2 separate regions of the Homo sapiens genome follow, and region 2 is linked to region 1. A link is a contact called in ENCODE Hi-C or POLR2A ChIA-PET data. All regions are on one chromosome and are shown on one strand. Each heading gives the region's core, a stretch centred on a gene start or an enhancer-like site at or near the end of the contact. The rest is flanking DNA. Distances are from core to core; before and after follow the strand shown.

What was found. Hi-C counts contacts between places; a loop is a spot of excess contacts on that map. ChIA-PET counts read pairs that join two places held with the same protein, here RNA polymerase II (POLR2A). Pooled maps may share reads with other maps.
Region 2: a loop to region 1 is called in a map of K562, with 2.9 times the contacts of the local background. The contact joins two enhancer-like sites. A Hi-C loop is called at or near these places in 1 of 168 maps with a recorded cell type or tissue (K562), 3 of 37 single-sample maps with no recorded cell type and 6 of 50 pooled maps. POLR2A ChIA-PET finds 5 or more read pairs at or near these places in 3 of 52 experiments (GM12878, OCI-LY7 and activated B cell).

Annotation. Positions count from the first base shown.
Region 1 is chr4:78,607,455-78,614,755 of GRCh38, reverse strand. It overlaps ANXA3 (annexin A3), which reads right to left. Exons shown (of 13, transcript NM_005139.3): 13 at 4,309-4,700. The coding sequence ends at 4,641. Among named protein-coding and RNA genes, the nearest start is that of LINC01094, 35 kb to the left of the region's middle. Within about 2 kb of position 4,100, at least 2 of the 41 ENCODE cell types and tissues checked have a DNase peak (open chromatin) inside an H3K27ac peak, as active enhancers do.
Region 2 is chr4:78,730,004-78,737,279 of GRCh38, reverse strand. All of the region lies in intron 1 of LOC101928893 (a long non-coding RNA gene), which reads right to left. Among named protein-coding and RNA genes, the nearest start is that of BMP2K-DT, 42 kb to the left of the region's middle. RefSeq lists a silencer at 1,255-1,314 and a cis regulatory region at 4,147-4,780. Within about 2 kb of position 1,361, at least 2 of the 41 ENCODE cell types and tissues checked have a DNase peak (open chromatin) inside an H3K27ac peak, as active enhancers do.

The sequences.
Region 1 (7,301 bases), core at 2,851-5,350:
GCGAATTCTCCTGCCTCAGCCTCCTGAGTAGCTGGGATTACAGGCATCTGCCACCACGCCCAGCTAATTTTTTTGTACTTTTAGTAGAGACAGGGTTTCACCATGTTGGCCAGGCTGGTCTCAAACTCCTGACCTCAGGTGATCTGCCTTCCTCGGTTTTCCAGAGTGTTGGGATTACAGGGGTGAGCCACCACGCCTGGCCTGGACCACTATTTATTGCCACATCCAGTTCCACAAAGTTTATGCCCAAAGAGGTCACATGTACATTTTGATAGCTAGTTTTTTCTTATGCATGGTTGTGTCATAAAACCTTTCAGCTGAATGGGCTGCTCTGGTATTCTGGGTTTGGGATTTCTTTTAACAGTTTACTGCAGCAGCCATTCAATGTTACCTCCTACTCTGTAACCCTCCTCCTCATTTGAAATTCTCCTCTCTCTCACTGTTGACTTTGTAAACTCTACAGAAATAGGCAAACTTTGGTTTCAGAGGAGGGCTGGCCCTGGTGGGTAAAACTGGCACAAAGCTGAGTTTGATGAAACTGAAAGAAATATAGCACCAGTAAAAAGGCTTCAGCACACAGCAACCTGTACTTGCTTGACTCTCACAGTCCCACGGGAGACATACAGAGTGGGTGGGAAAGATCTGAGTTTGTCAGTTTGCTGGGGGTGGGGTTGAAAAAAAATTTGGGGTACTTTCCGTGGCTCATAAAACACAAGGTTTCACAGGCAGGAAATTGCCAAGAAGTTTGCTTTATCTTCTTTCCTAATTGCAAACTAGAAGAGGTAGCTTTACAACATCTCAAAATCCCCCAAGTGATTAGAGCACTGTATAAGCAATTGTAAGTCTTCCAAACTGAGCCAGAGAATAATGGCTAATGTTTATTGAGCACTTAACGGGTGCAGGCACTGTGGTAAGTGCATCACCTAATCTGGCTTATTGAAACCTCACGCCTACTCTGAATGATACTTGCATGGCCATCCTGGCTTTACAGGTGAGGAAACTAAGGTACAGAAAGAGTAAGCGACTCACTCCCTCACATGTCATACTACTGTCAACTGATGGGCAGGAAATAAGACTAGGAAACTTTCTTCAGATCCTGTAACCTCATCACTGAGGTGAACACAGTTGGCTCTTATCGTTGGAGGACACACTGACAACATATTAATAACACTGATTTCAGCTGACAGTTCTCTGAAGCTTCCAAGGCCTCAGAGTTACTGTCGCTGAGTAGTACTAAAACAAGTATCGCTTATTTATTCTACAAATGCTTGTTGAACACTTACTATCTGCTCTTCACTGGCAACTCACCATGCCAATGCAGTTATTGGTAACTAATTTTTATTGAGTTAAATTTTTCACATGCTTTATTTCATTTCATCCTTGCACATATTTAAGGTAGGTGCTGTTATTGTCAGCTAAAGAATTGAGTTGTATGGAGGTTAAGTATTTGTCGAGCACTGTTATCTACGCTGCTGCCATAAGTGGTGAAGCCAGGATTTGAACCCAGTTTGATATGACCCCAAAATTATTGTTTTAAAGACAAAGTAAAACTGTGGGTTATCCATATGGCATGAAATTGGGGAAATGGAAATAGGGGAAGGTACATGGAAGAAATGTCTGAACTACTGTACACTATTTTAAAAATTTCCTCAATACATTCTTACAAATAGGCTAGAGAATCTCCTATTCAACATCCTCATTTGCCATTTTTGCAGCTCCTGATTTATAGACCAAACATTCTGTTACTGTAGCGTGAAGTGTACAAACCTTCTGCTTCTGCAGCTCACCAACCACAGAGCCCAGGACTCTCTGCAGCTGGCTATTTTTCTCTTCTTTCAATCTTCAGGGACTAAACTTAGGGCTTAATGAGATGACATGAATGCACTCAATTCTGCAGGTGATCCATGTCAGAGCTAATGCACATTCATGTAAATGAAGATGGTCCTGGGAATCCAGAGAAGCCAGATGATTAAATTAAATGTTCCACATGTTTCCTTAAGAAGGAGTTTACAGTGACAATAAGATTTCTGAACCATGACAAACCTTCTATAGAAGAAGTTTCCAACAGTTTAGATTTGGCCATGTTATTCTGAAGCAAGTTAAGTAGGTTTTGCCATTGGGATGCAAGGCCGTGGGGTTCACTTTGAACTTGACATGCCACCTTGTGGAAATTGGAGGCAATAAAAAATGTGGCCATTGAATACTACTCTATAATAATTATATGATACAGGCTAACATTTATTAAGGGCTTACCATGTGCTATGCACTATGTGGAATACCTTTTAAGTGTTTTTTTTCATTTATTTTTCAAAACAATCTTATGAGGTAGGTACTATTGTTGTCCCATTTTAAAGACGAGGAATATGTGGCTTAGAAAGGTAATTGCCTGAAGTCCAATGCATACAAGGCAAAACAGATGTGAGTAGAAGGGTTAGAGGGTTACCTCATTGGGGCTTTTTTTTTTTCTGCAGAATTCTCTTGTGTGATCACTACTGTGTTCAAGTTCTCACCTTCTTCAAACTCACTCATGCACAGGTAAGGTTTTTTTGTTTTGTTTTGTTTTTGAGACGGGGTCTTGCTCTGTCACCCAGGCTGCAGTACGGTGGTGTGATCATAGCTTACTGCAGCCTCAAACTCCTGGGCTCAACTGATCATCCCACTTCAGTCTCTTGAGTAGCTGAGACTATAGGTGCACACTACCACACCCAGCTAATTTTTAAATTTTTCGTAGAGACAGAGTCTCCTGATGTTTCCTGGACTGGTCTCAAACCCCTGGGCTCAAGTGATCCTTCTGTCTCAGCCTCCCAACATGCTGGGATTAGAGGTGTGAGCCACTTTGCCCAGCCACAGATAAGTTTTAAAGTCCAGATGACCCGGATCTTAAGCCTTGGCTTTGCCACTGTGTAACCCTGGGCTGGATACCTAACCTGAGTCTCATTTTCCTCACTTGCAAAACAGGGGAAATATTGACACATGTAACCATGCTTTGTTTCAGAAAGTACTTAATACATAAGTGGTATAACAACTCTGAGGATGAATGAGATCTAAAATAAAGATTCACTGTATTAAATGCCTTTTATGTGCTGAGCACTGTTCTAATCTAAGCACTAGGCATTGAAAACTACAGTGGCCCTGGGATGGGATAAATTCTAAGGCAAAACAGTGGTTAAGAGCCTGGACACTGGAGTTGGACTACCTGGCTCTTACAGTGACAAGTTACTTAATTTCTCTAAGCTTCCATTTCCATTTCTATATCTGTGTTGGTATCTACATTGTAAGATGCCTTGAGGATTAACAAATTAAAATATACTACACTGTTTAACATAGTACCTAATACATAGTAAGCACTCTATGAGTATTAACATTGATTTATTGCTTCGTGATATACTTACTCACTAAATCACTTACACTAAAATCGTGAAGGCATACTTGACTGACACTTGGTAACTTTGAATACCATGTTTACTCAATTTTATCTCCCAAATATTTAAGTAGTTGTTTTCATTATCTCCTGCCATCATCTTAGTTATGACTGACATTTATAGTATTGATTACAGAACTAACTTGCCAAATGAGCTTCCTGACTCAAGCAATCCTCCCACCTCAGCCTCCCAAGTAGCTTGGACCACAGGCATGTGCCACCATGCCAGGCTAATTTTTGTATTTTTGGCAGAGACAGGGTCTCACTAGGTTGCCCAGGCTGGTCTCAAACTCCTGGGCTCAAGCAGTCCGCCTGCTAACCTCCCAAAGTGCTGAGATTACAGGCGTGAGCCACTGCACATGGCCAGTACGATCATTTCTATTCTGGTCCAGGAAAATAACTCTAACTGGAATTTTTTTCACTTTATCTATTTCATATCAGTCAAGGTATTTCATATTAGGTCCCACTCAAAGATGGCATGATGGATTCTTTAAATGCATAGTTTTGCCAACTCAAGAGAAAAGGAAACCTTAGAGGCTTGATTCTAAATGCCCATTCTGGGAAAGTAGTATTTAGCATGAAGCAACCATAATTCATGCTTGCCATTCAGACAGGAAGTGGTTAGATTAATCCTTCAGCAGATGTTTTCTGAAAGCTGAAATAACTTATCATGCATTACCACTCCTATAGCTTGATCACAACTACAAAGGGTAGGCCAGGGTCACATACATCTTCATCTTATTCCTTTCTTTCAAAAAAGTGTGATTAACAAGGTGATAAACTGAAGCAGTAACAGCTTCTATACAGAAACATGTTTTAAAATATTAGTTGTTGGCACCAGGCATCAAACAATGTTGGCAAGCTCTGAAAGCAAACAAAGAAATTACTTTTAACAAAAGCAACAATTTTTATTATCTTGCTTTATATTTAATGGAGTAGAACTATAAAGATTCTTAACTTTGAAAGCAGAAATATAAGTTGGATAGTAGTTGCAGATCTTTAATACCATTTTCAATTTCATTTATGAGCTGCTACATTATAAATGAGATGCTCTAAAATAATAATCGCTTTTGTTGTTGTTGTTATAGAACAATGAAAATTCCTGTTAGGAACACAAGTTGCTGTTTATATTTGCTTGTTCTCTTAAATAGTATGAGAAGAAGTAAGGTGGAGCTGTTGGGAAAGCCCATCGTGGACCTTTGGAGATTATCTTCTTGGTTCAGTCATCTCCACCACAGATTTTTAAGAGTGTGATTTCATAGTCTCCAGAAGTATCCGACTGCAAAGAATAAAATCAATGAAGAACAAATACAGTATAAATAATGGGAGACCATAAATGAATCAAATCCTATAGCACTAGGGAATTCACCTGGGTGTGAGACTCATGAGCTATACCATTTAGTAAAACATACCTGCAATTCCATCATTCATTCATACCTGAGTGTAATTACGTTCTGACCAGCATCTTCTTCACTGTAAGTAATATTTAGATTCTTCCTGATATACTGCAGTTAAATTTCAATTTTGGTTTAATAAAATAAGATTGCATCACTTACATAATATTGATTTCTATAAAAACTTCAAATTTTAGTTTTAATAATATTTATCGAACACTTGCTATTCAAAAGGCTTAATGTGTATTAACTACTTTAACCCTTTTAAAAGCTCTCTGCAATAGGTACTATACGTATCCCCCATTTAACAGATAAGTAAAATGAGAAAGACAGGTTAGGAAACTTGCCTCAAATCTTATCGAGAATAAGTGACAAAAGCAGGATTTGAATCCCTATATCCTGGCTCCTTAATACCCTGCTACACTGCCTAACTTAGGAAAGTGAAATGAACCACATTTTTAAAGAATATGTTTATCAGTTCCTTTTCCCAAGGCCAACCAAAAATAGACTGTTGTCCAGAAAAGATACTACGTGAGGTTGAGGCTTAAAGGGCAAAGATACCAAGTTTGTAACGCAAAAGACTTCACAGGAGGTAAAACTTGGCTTTCAACCTGGATTGTGTAAGATGCTCACATTATTTTTATTTTATTTGAGGTAACCCAACCAGTGAGCTCTTCTTATCACTTAAGTTTCACATTTGGAATGGCTGTTACTGGGGTGAATATTAGAGAAAGTGGTAATATAAAGGAAGTCTCAGAGAAGGCTCATTTAGTGAAGAAGTTAAGCATTACTTTCATAGTAAGACACAATAGGCCTTTATATATATTTTTCTGTTTTCTTTATTTCTTGTTCATTTGTCTGTTTCACAAAATATATGACAATATTCTTCGTTTTTATATAGATTTTAGTTCTTATGCTATTGGTTTTCCTGTCTTGCTCTGCAATAGCAGAGCTGACAAGTCAACAATGCTCCAGCTTTGTATTAAAAGAGCTCCTTCTAGACATCTCTGATCAGAGTTGTAAACAATTAGGCGTTCTACCAGTTAGTCAAGAAAATACATCCAAGTAACTCAAAGTATATTTACACCGCTAATGACTTACTTGACCTCTCCACATGTCTTACATGGCTCAAAGACATCTCAAACTCAATACATGTAAAACCAAACTCATAAACCTCCCCCCACTCCCCCAAAAGAAAAGGAAACAAACAAACAAACAAACAACCTAAAACCTGATCCTCTTGCAAGGAATGGCGCCACTGTCTGTTTTCCAAGTTAGGAACTTGAGTGTCATCCTTGCTATCTTCCTTTCCTCACACCAAGATATTATACCAAGTCCCTTAAGTTTCAACTCCTAAATATCTTTTGAGCCCTTCTTATTCTCCAGAATAAGAAGATCTTACAGGGATCTTTTCATGATCCTGATACTAACTCTTCAAGAGCTCATGCCCAGAACTCTTCAATGGCTTCCCCTTACTCTTAAGCTAAAGCCAAAATTCCTTAAACATTGCCAAAAAGGTCCTGCATGATCTGGCCCCCACATCCTCATTTTTCATTATGCTTCCTCCACCATGAGGCCTTTCCATTTGTCATTTCTTTTATTAGAATGTTCTACTGGCTCCCTTACCTCCATACATTTTGCCTTATTAATATCTACTTATTTTCCAGATCTGAATCATGACTTTCTCATAGAAGCCTTTCCTCTAAGTCAAGTCCTACTATTGTAGGATCTTTTAGCACAATGTCACTTTCCTTTACATTTAACATAGTTGTAATTCCATAAGGGCAGAAAATGTCTTCCCCCACCCTACCCCCTTTGCTTATAATTGTAACCCTGAGCCTAGCACATAATATGCATTTGATAATATTTTTAATTGAATGAGTGAATTCGCTGATCTCAAAGCTCTCTTTCAACTGAACTCATCTTGCTACTTGGATTTTATTTCTCAATATTCCCCAAGGTAGACCCTCTAATCAAACAAATGCCTTATTACTTCTTTCCCTCTTGCTTCTTCCCATATCTGTCTCTAGAGCATTTACTTTTAAGACCCTATTGATCTGGGGTCTTAAAGGTAAATGCTCCAGCAGAGCACCTGGCCCACAGGAGACACTCAACACATGCTTGTTGACCTGAAAGGCAGGCTCAAGACCCATTTCTCTAACCCCAAACTTCTTTTCTTCTCAATTCCGATAGTACTAGCTCTATATTCAACAATCTAGTATTTAATTGTCTGTTGTTTCAATTATTATCTTCTAATTGTTTCTTCATACCTACCTCAAGTCTCCACATAGATTATGAGTTGATTGTGAGTGGCTACTATATTTTCCCATAAAAAGCTTGGAATTGTGCTATTTATTAAATAAATACAGAATTTGTCTATGAAGGAAAACTACCAAAAAATATAATTTCATCTAAATTTTCCATAATATCTTCTTATAAAGTAGTAAGAGGTACACATTGGTTTTTCACCTCTGTTCTTCCTTGCC
Region 2 (7,276 bases), core at 112-2,611, 130 kb before region 1:
CCAATATTATGCTCTATTTCCAGATACTAAGACAATTTGCAAATGAAATCACAAGATAGCAACCTTTGAAACAATCAGAAAAGCAAGAAATATTCAAAACTGCAAAGAAGTTGACCACAAATAACAGACCAATAACCTTAACATTCTAGTTCAGAATCAAACTGGTTATGAGAAGCTGCAGACAGCTGGTCAGACCACAGGCCTCTCGGCCCACCAGATAGGTAAAGCCCATGAGTTCTCCCCCATGTTTGCCCCAACTCTCTCATCCCAGTCATCCTAGGCCGCTTGCTAAAAGGCAAACTCTTTTCTGTCATTATTATATTAGCCCCCATCTACTCCATTCTTTTTTTTTTTTTTTGATAAGGAGTCTCACCATGTTGCACTGGCTGGAATGCAGCAGCTCTTTCCAGGCACCATCCTAGTGCACTGTAGCCTCAAACTCGTGGGGTCAAATGATCCTCCTGCCTAAGCCTCCAGAGTAGTCAAGACTACAGGCATCAGCTACCCCATGCCCAGCTTACTCCATTCTTCCTTCTCTTGATTCTTTAATTACAAAGCAATCTTGCTACAGCCTTTATCTCTTTCCCTAATGTGCTTTTCCCCTTTTTCACAATTTAAAGTGTTTAAAGAGGAGCCAGCTTTTGTTCACAGGCGGTGTATGTGTATTAATATGCATGTGTGTGCATGGATGTGAAGATTTTGAAAGGTTTGAAAGTGCTCACCCCCCTCCACAAACCCTACACACCACCCACCCTACTCTGCTTGGCCGTTGATTTGGGTGTACCTGCAGCCCTACCAGCTTGAGTTAACCTAAACCCCATCTCCCTATCAAATCAAAGGAATTACGCAGTAAAGAAAAAAAGATGAAAATAGGGTGAGTGGCTGGGTGCAGTAGCTCACACCTGTAATTCTAGCACTTTGGGAGGGTGAGGCAGAGAATCACCTGAGCCCAGGAGTTTCAGACCAACTTGGGCAACATAGTGAGACCCTGTCTCTAAAAAAAAATTAAAAAATAGAATGAGATTGGAGATGTAAGTCTAGGGCTTCACAGAGGATGTGACACTTTAACTGACGGTATATAATCTAGACAAAACAGTGAGTGTTGAGGGCCTCCATTTAATATAGCTACATCAGTGGGTAAAGGATGAGAGATAAGACTGGACAAAAACATAAGGGCTACCTCTGGTGTTTTAAAGATTCAGGCCAATCTCTATTACTTCTGATTCAATTAGTCTGGGATGGGGTCTGGGCTTAGATATTTTTTAAAAGCTCCCCAGATTATTGCAATATGTAACTGGGTTGAGAACCACTGCTCTCAAGAAACACTGAAGCATTTCAAACAGGGTAATGATGGAGACAGATTTAAGTGAGAGCTCAAAGTGAAACTGCTTAGAATGAGAAGGGAAGCTTTTGAGAAGTGATGTGAGGTTGGAACCAATAGTGTCTGAAACCCTAGAAGAAGAAATAGCTATCAAAGTCAAATTCATTATAAAAGTCAAGACTCAGCCTGAAAAGAGACTATTGCATTTTTCTTATTACATTATTTGCAAGAGTAACTTCATATTACTCAGATCAGAAGGCTTGTGTCACCTGGGTTGAGGGGTGAATAGAAGGTAAAGAAGGGAGGGTATTTGCTTGTGAAGGGATGTCCATTGTAGGAAACATGGAGACTTTTTAAATTGGAACTATAATAATAATTGTAAATATTAATACATAAATATTAATATAATTATAATATAAATATAATTCTAATTGTAATAATGATAATTATATAATAATTGATCATTATTATAATTCCAATATAATTGTGTGCAAGTGATTTGAGATGTTTGTATGTTGAAATAAATTTGTTTTGCTGATGGCATAGATGAAAGTGATTTGCATGTTTTAAATCACAGTAAGCCCAATATGAGTATACCCTGTGACATGATCACTGCTATATTTGTGTCCACTCCCTCCAAAATTTGTATGTTGAAATCTTAATTCCCAAAGTGATGGTATTAGGAGTTAAGGCATTTGGGAAGTGATTAGGTCATGAGGGTGGAGCCCTCAGGAATGAGATTGGTGCCCTTATAAAAGAGGCCCTTGGGAGCTTGGTAACTCCTTTCGCTAAGTGAGAACACAAGAAGGTGCCATCTGTAAGAAAGTGGACCCTAACCAGACACTGAATTATGCCTTAATTTTGGACTTCCCAGTCTCCAGAACTGTAAGAAATAAATTTCTTTTATGTATAAGCCACTCAACTTATGGTATTTTGCTACAGCAGCCCTAACAGACCAAGATAATCCCCAGTGTACATATCTGGTGAGAGCATACTGGCCACTCTTACCACTGTGGTAAGAGTATGCCATTGTTATAACAAGTAGGACACTACTCTTTTCTAGTCCACAATGATCAGATCACCCAGAGAACTGTATTCCCCTTTTGGTGTCAATCTTTAGGAGATTTATAGACAAACTGGGGTCCATTTCGAGGGGAGTGGCCAAAATAGGGAATCGAAACCATGCTGTGTGACACACAGTTGAAGAAAATGAGAATATTTTGCCTGGAGAAAAAAATATTTGAGAGGACATAATGCTTTCTTTATAAATTTGCAGGCTATGATGTGAAAAATGAAGGGAACATTCTATAAATGCCTGGGAGACCATTCGTAGGCTGTCACCACAGCAAAAGTATCCTGGGGGCCTAGAAAAATAGGGAAAGCTTTTTCCAAGTCAGAATAGGAATGACTTACTGGAATAAAGGGCAACAACCTCTTTGAAGGAAGCCAAATTAGATGGTTTAATCAGAAAGGGAAAAGAATGTATGGAACAAGAAAACTAGTGTCCAGTGACCAAAGGAGTAGAGAGTAGATGAAGGCAAATTACCTCTTTTAACCTTAGAAGACGATGCAGTTGCTTCAAGCAACTGAAGTATAAAGGACAATACAAATCAAGAAGGACACAGGAATTCTAAGATTAGGTGGAAAATTTAAGGATATAGATTTTATGTCTTCATATCTTTATATTTAGAGATATCTATATTATTCTGTGTAATATGTGCTCATTTTAATAAAAAATTTAAACAATGCAGAAGCATAAAAAATTAAAAGAAAATATTGTTTTTATTCACACTTGAGGGCTTCTAATGAATAATACTCCTGTTACCTAAGCTCAAAACCAATGAGAGAAATACAGAGTGAGGTGGATAAAGATCAAAACGTCAGTTTTGTTACTGCTAGAACTACTGTAGAATGTGGCCTAGGTGGGAGGCAGTGGTGGGCCAGGTTACCACTTATCTGCCCTAGTCTCTAGGAGCATTGTACAGGCATAGCCTGCCCTCCTAAGTGAGCCTGTCCCCATAAACTTACAGATGGAGTGAAGGAATAGAGGGATGGTTTCTGCTAGAGTCTGATTCCAACCAGAGGGAAACAAAATGTGATCGAGCTTCACCTGTTCACTTTTACAAACCTGTCACTATGAGAAGCCACTCCTCCACCCAGGAGTGGTGGTTCTCCAATGCCTGCTGCTTGCCTGAATAAGAGTTGAAGACAATAAGCATTTCCCACTGTATTGCCCAGACAACCTCTAGAGACTGGAATGAGGAGTAAGAGCAAAGAAGTATAAGGGAAACTCTCCTCCAATGGAAACAAAAGGAGTGGGAGTAATTGTTTTCATTATCCTCCCCATGAAAAACACTGTTAACAGTTTGGAATTGTTTGGAATTTATCCTAGACTTTTTAAAAATTGCACTTGTATATAAACTTTTACATCTTTCGTACAAAAATCAGAATAATATGAAACTATTTTACAATTTTTTAAACTTAATATATTGGAGACTTAAAAAAAAAAAGCAGGTATTAGGGCTGGGCATGGTGGTTCACGCCTGTAAGCCCAGCGCTTTGGGAGGTAGAGGCAGGAGAATCACTTGAGCCTAGGAGTTCAAGATCAGCCTGGGCAACATAGTGAGACCCCGTCTCTTAAAATTTTTTTTTTATTTCAAATAGGTATATATAGATTCAACTTATTCTTTCTAATGATACTTAGAATTTTAATGAAATAAGTTTTCTTATTGATTGACATTTAAGTTCTTGCTAATTTTTTTACTGTTAAAAACTATAATGCAGTCAACACCATTGCTTAAACAAGGAGGTGTATTATTAGTGCTGTTGCAGGCATAGTGACCTGCTTGTTTCTGAACATATGTAAGCAACATGGCAGGTGTCATCAGAGACAATGGAAGCTGCAGATGAGCAGTTAAACCAGATGACAGTTGGGACCTGCACCAATAGTAGAACTCTGGCAAGTGAAGGAATTGTATACTACCAGTTGTAAAATTCCTTCCAGCCTTGACAAGATAGAGCTGCCTCATACTCATTTGCTCAAGTGGCTAGCAAGTGTACATTTAGCTAATTAACAGAAATTTCCCCCATCTTATCTGTGTTGTCTTTACTAACTCAGCAAGAGCTTTTCCTGGCCAACACTTCTAAGAAACCCTGGGAAAAAATTAACATCAGTGCATGACCTTTGAACCCAAGATCTCAACAGTTTTACCATTTTCTAATGAATGTTCACAGTACTATTGCCTGCTGGTCCATTAAGATAAGGAAAGGGCCAACCAACTTTTTAACGGTGGTAGCCAACATTACTTTTTTTTTTTTTTTAAGTGGGACAAAGTGTGACTGCTTAAAATCATGTCTGAGTGAAGGTTTCCTCTTATTCTTAGTGGGCCCAGATAGGAGCCTTTATTATTAATATCAACTTGTCAGCATTTTAGGACTTTTTTTTTTGGTGATGGAGTTTCTCTCTTTTGCCCAGGCTGGAGTGAAGTGTTGCAATCTCGGCTTACTGCAACCTCTGCCCTCTGGGTTCAGGCAATTCTCCTGCCTCAGCCTCCCAAGTAGCTAGGATTATAGGCGCCCACCACCACACCTGACTAATTTTTGTATTTTTAGTAGAGACAGGGTGTCACCATGTTGTCCAGGCTGGTCTCGAACCCCCGGCCCCAGGTGATTCATCCGCCTTGGCCTCCCAAAGTGCTAGGATTATAGGCATGAACCACTGTGCCCAGCTCATTTTAGGACATTTTAAAAGATAGGTGGTAAAAAGAAAAAGGGCTGCTGACCCTGAAGCCTTATGACTTAAGTTTGCTGTCTTGAAAAGTCTATAATAACTTTTTCTAACTTTTAATTTGGAAATTCACACTTACAGAAAAGCTGCATGAATAGTCTAAAGAACAACCATATACAGTTGGCCTTTCATCTTCATGGGTTCCACATCCACAAATTCAACCAGCCTCAGATTGAAAATGTTCAGAAAAAGATTACGTTTGGACTGAATGTAGACAGACTTTTGTTTCTTGTCATTATTCCCTAAACAATAGAACAACTATTTACATATTATTTACATTGTATTAGGTATTATAAAAGTAATCTAGAGGTGATTTAAGGTATATGGAAGAATGTGCATAGGTTATATGCAAATACCGTGTCATTTTATATTACTCAGGGACTAGAAAATATGGATTTTGTTATGTGCTGGAGGTCCTGGAACCAATCCCCCATAAATACCAACAGATGACTGTATGCTTTGAAAAAATGTTTATGGCCAGACGCAGTGGCTCACACCTGTAATCCTAGCACTTTGGGAGGCTGAGGCGGTGGATCACTAGGTCAGGAGATCGAGACCATCCTGGCTAACATGGTAAAACTCCCATCTCTACTAAAATACAAAAAAAAAAAAAAAAAAAAAAGCTTAGCCGAGCATGGTGGGGTGTGCCTGTAGTCCAAGCTACTCAGGAGGCTGAGGCAGAGGAATTGCTTGAACCTGAGAGGCAGAGGTTGCAGTGAGCCAAGATCGCACCACTGCACTTCAGCCTGGTGACAGAGCGAGACTCCATCTCAAAAAAAAAAAAAAAAAAAAAAATTGTTTTGAGACAGGGTCTTGCTCTGTAACCCAGGCTGATCTCTAACTCCTGGGTTCAAGCAATCTTCCCACCTTAGCCTCCCAAATGCTGGGATTATAGGCATAAGCCACCACGCCCAGCTAAGAGTATACACTTTACCCAAATTTACCTATTGTAAACATTCTGCCCATTTGCTTTATCTGTTTCTCCCATTCTCTCTCTTTCTCTTTCTCTGTTTATACATATACACATGTATACATACAAACATATAGATGCGTATTTTTCCTGAACTTTTAAGAGTAAGTTGCATATGCCTAAGGATAATATTCTCTTATATAACCACAGTGCAGACTACAGTTTCAGACATTGCTTTCCTCTCTACTTAATTTAATAAGGAATACATTTAAATGCATATTTCTGGTTCTCACCTTAAAGTTTTAATGTATGGTTCTTCAACAGTATTTTAAGAACCTATAAAATATTTCTAGTATTCTTCTATAAGGGCTCCAACTTTTACACATGCCTCATCCTTTAAACTTGATAGATCTCTGTCTTTGCTTGAATTTCTGATAAAGACTTGGGTGCAGGCAGTTTTAGGGGCAGGTGACCTCAGCGAGCTAGAGTGAGGGAATTAGACAGGGAAGGAGGAAAAGCTGACATAGGGCGCATTATCAAGGTAACTGATGAAGATAGTTTGTACGTGACCTCTTGAGGAGCATGTGGAGTAACTCTCAGAATTGCTCACCTGAATAACGGGATATGAGAAAATGTATTGAGGTTTTTATCCCCATTGGTTGAGGAATGCCACTGGGAAGCTTTGATTCTTCACTTTTAGACTATTTTTCTGTTAATGAAATTCCTGTTGAATTTGATGTTGATGCAAGAATTAGTAAATTTACGTGGACAGATGTAGGCTTTTACAACATAGTCAAATCTATTCTTCTAAAAAAGAAGAACTAGTTTTGTTAATGTCGATGTGAATATTAAAGGAAGATATATACATATATGTACATGCTAGAGTGACAAGAAAACTTAAGTACGTTTGGAGCAACTTGAATACATGAATATATATTTTCAATGTAAATTTTATGAAATCTAAAGTCACATAAGATATTTCTGATAAAAATTTAAGATCCAAATGGGAATGTACTGTAAATGTGAAATACACACACTGGATTTCAAAGACTTTGTATGAAGAAAGAATGTAAAATGCCTTATTAATAATTGTTATATTGTTTCTATGCTGAAATAATACTTTTGGCACATTGAGTTAAATATATAACTTATCATTAATACTTGTTTCGCCTATTTCTTTTAACCATTTTAATTTTAGCTGCTAGAAAGTTTTATTTTTATTTTTTTCAGACCGAGTCTCGCTCTGTCACCCAGGCTG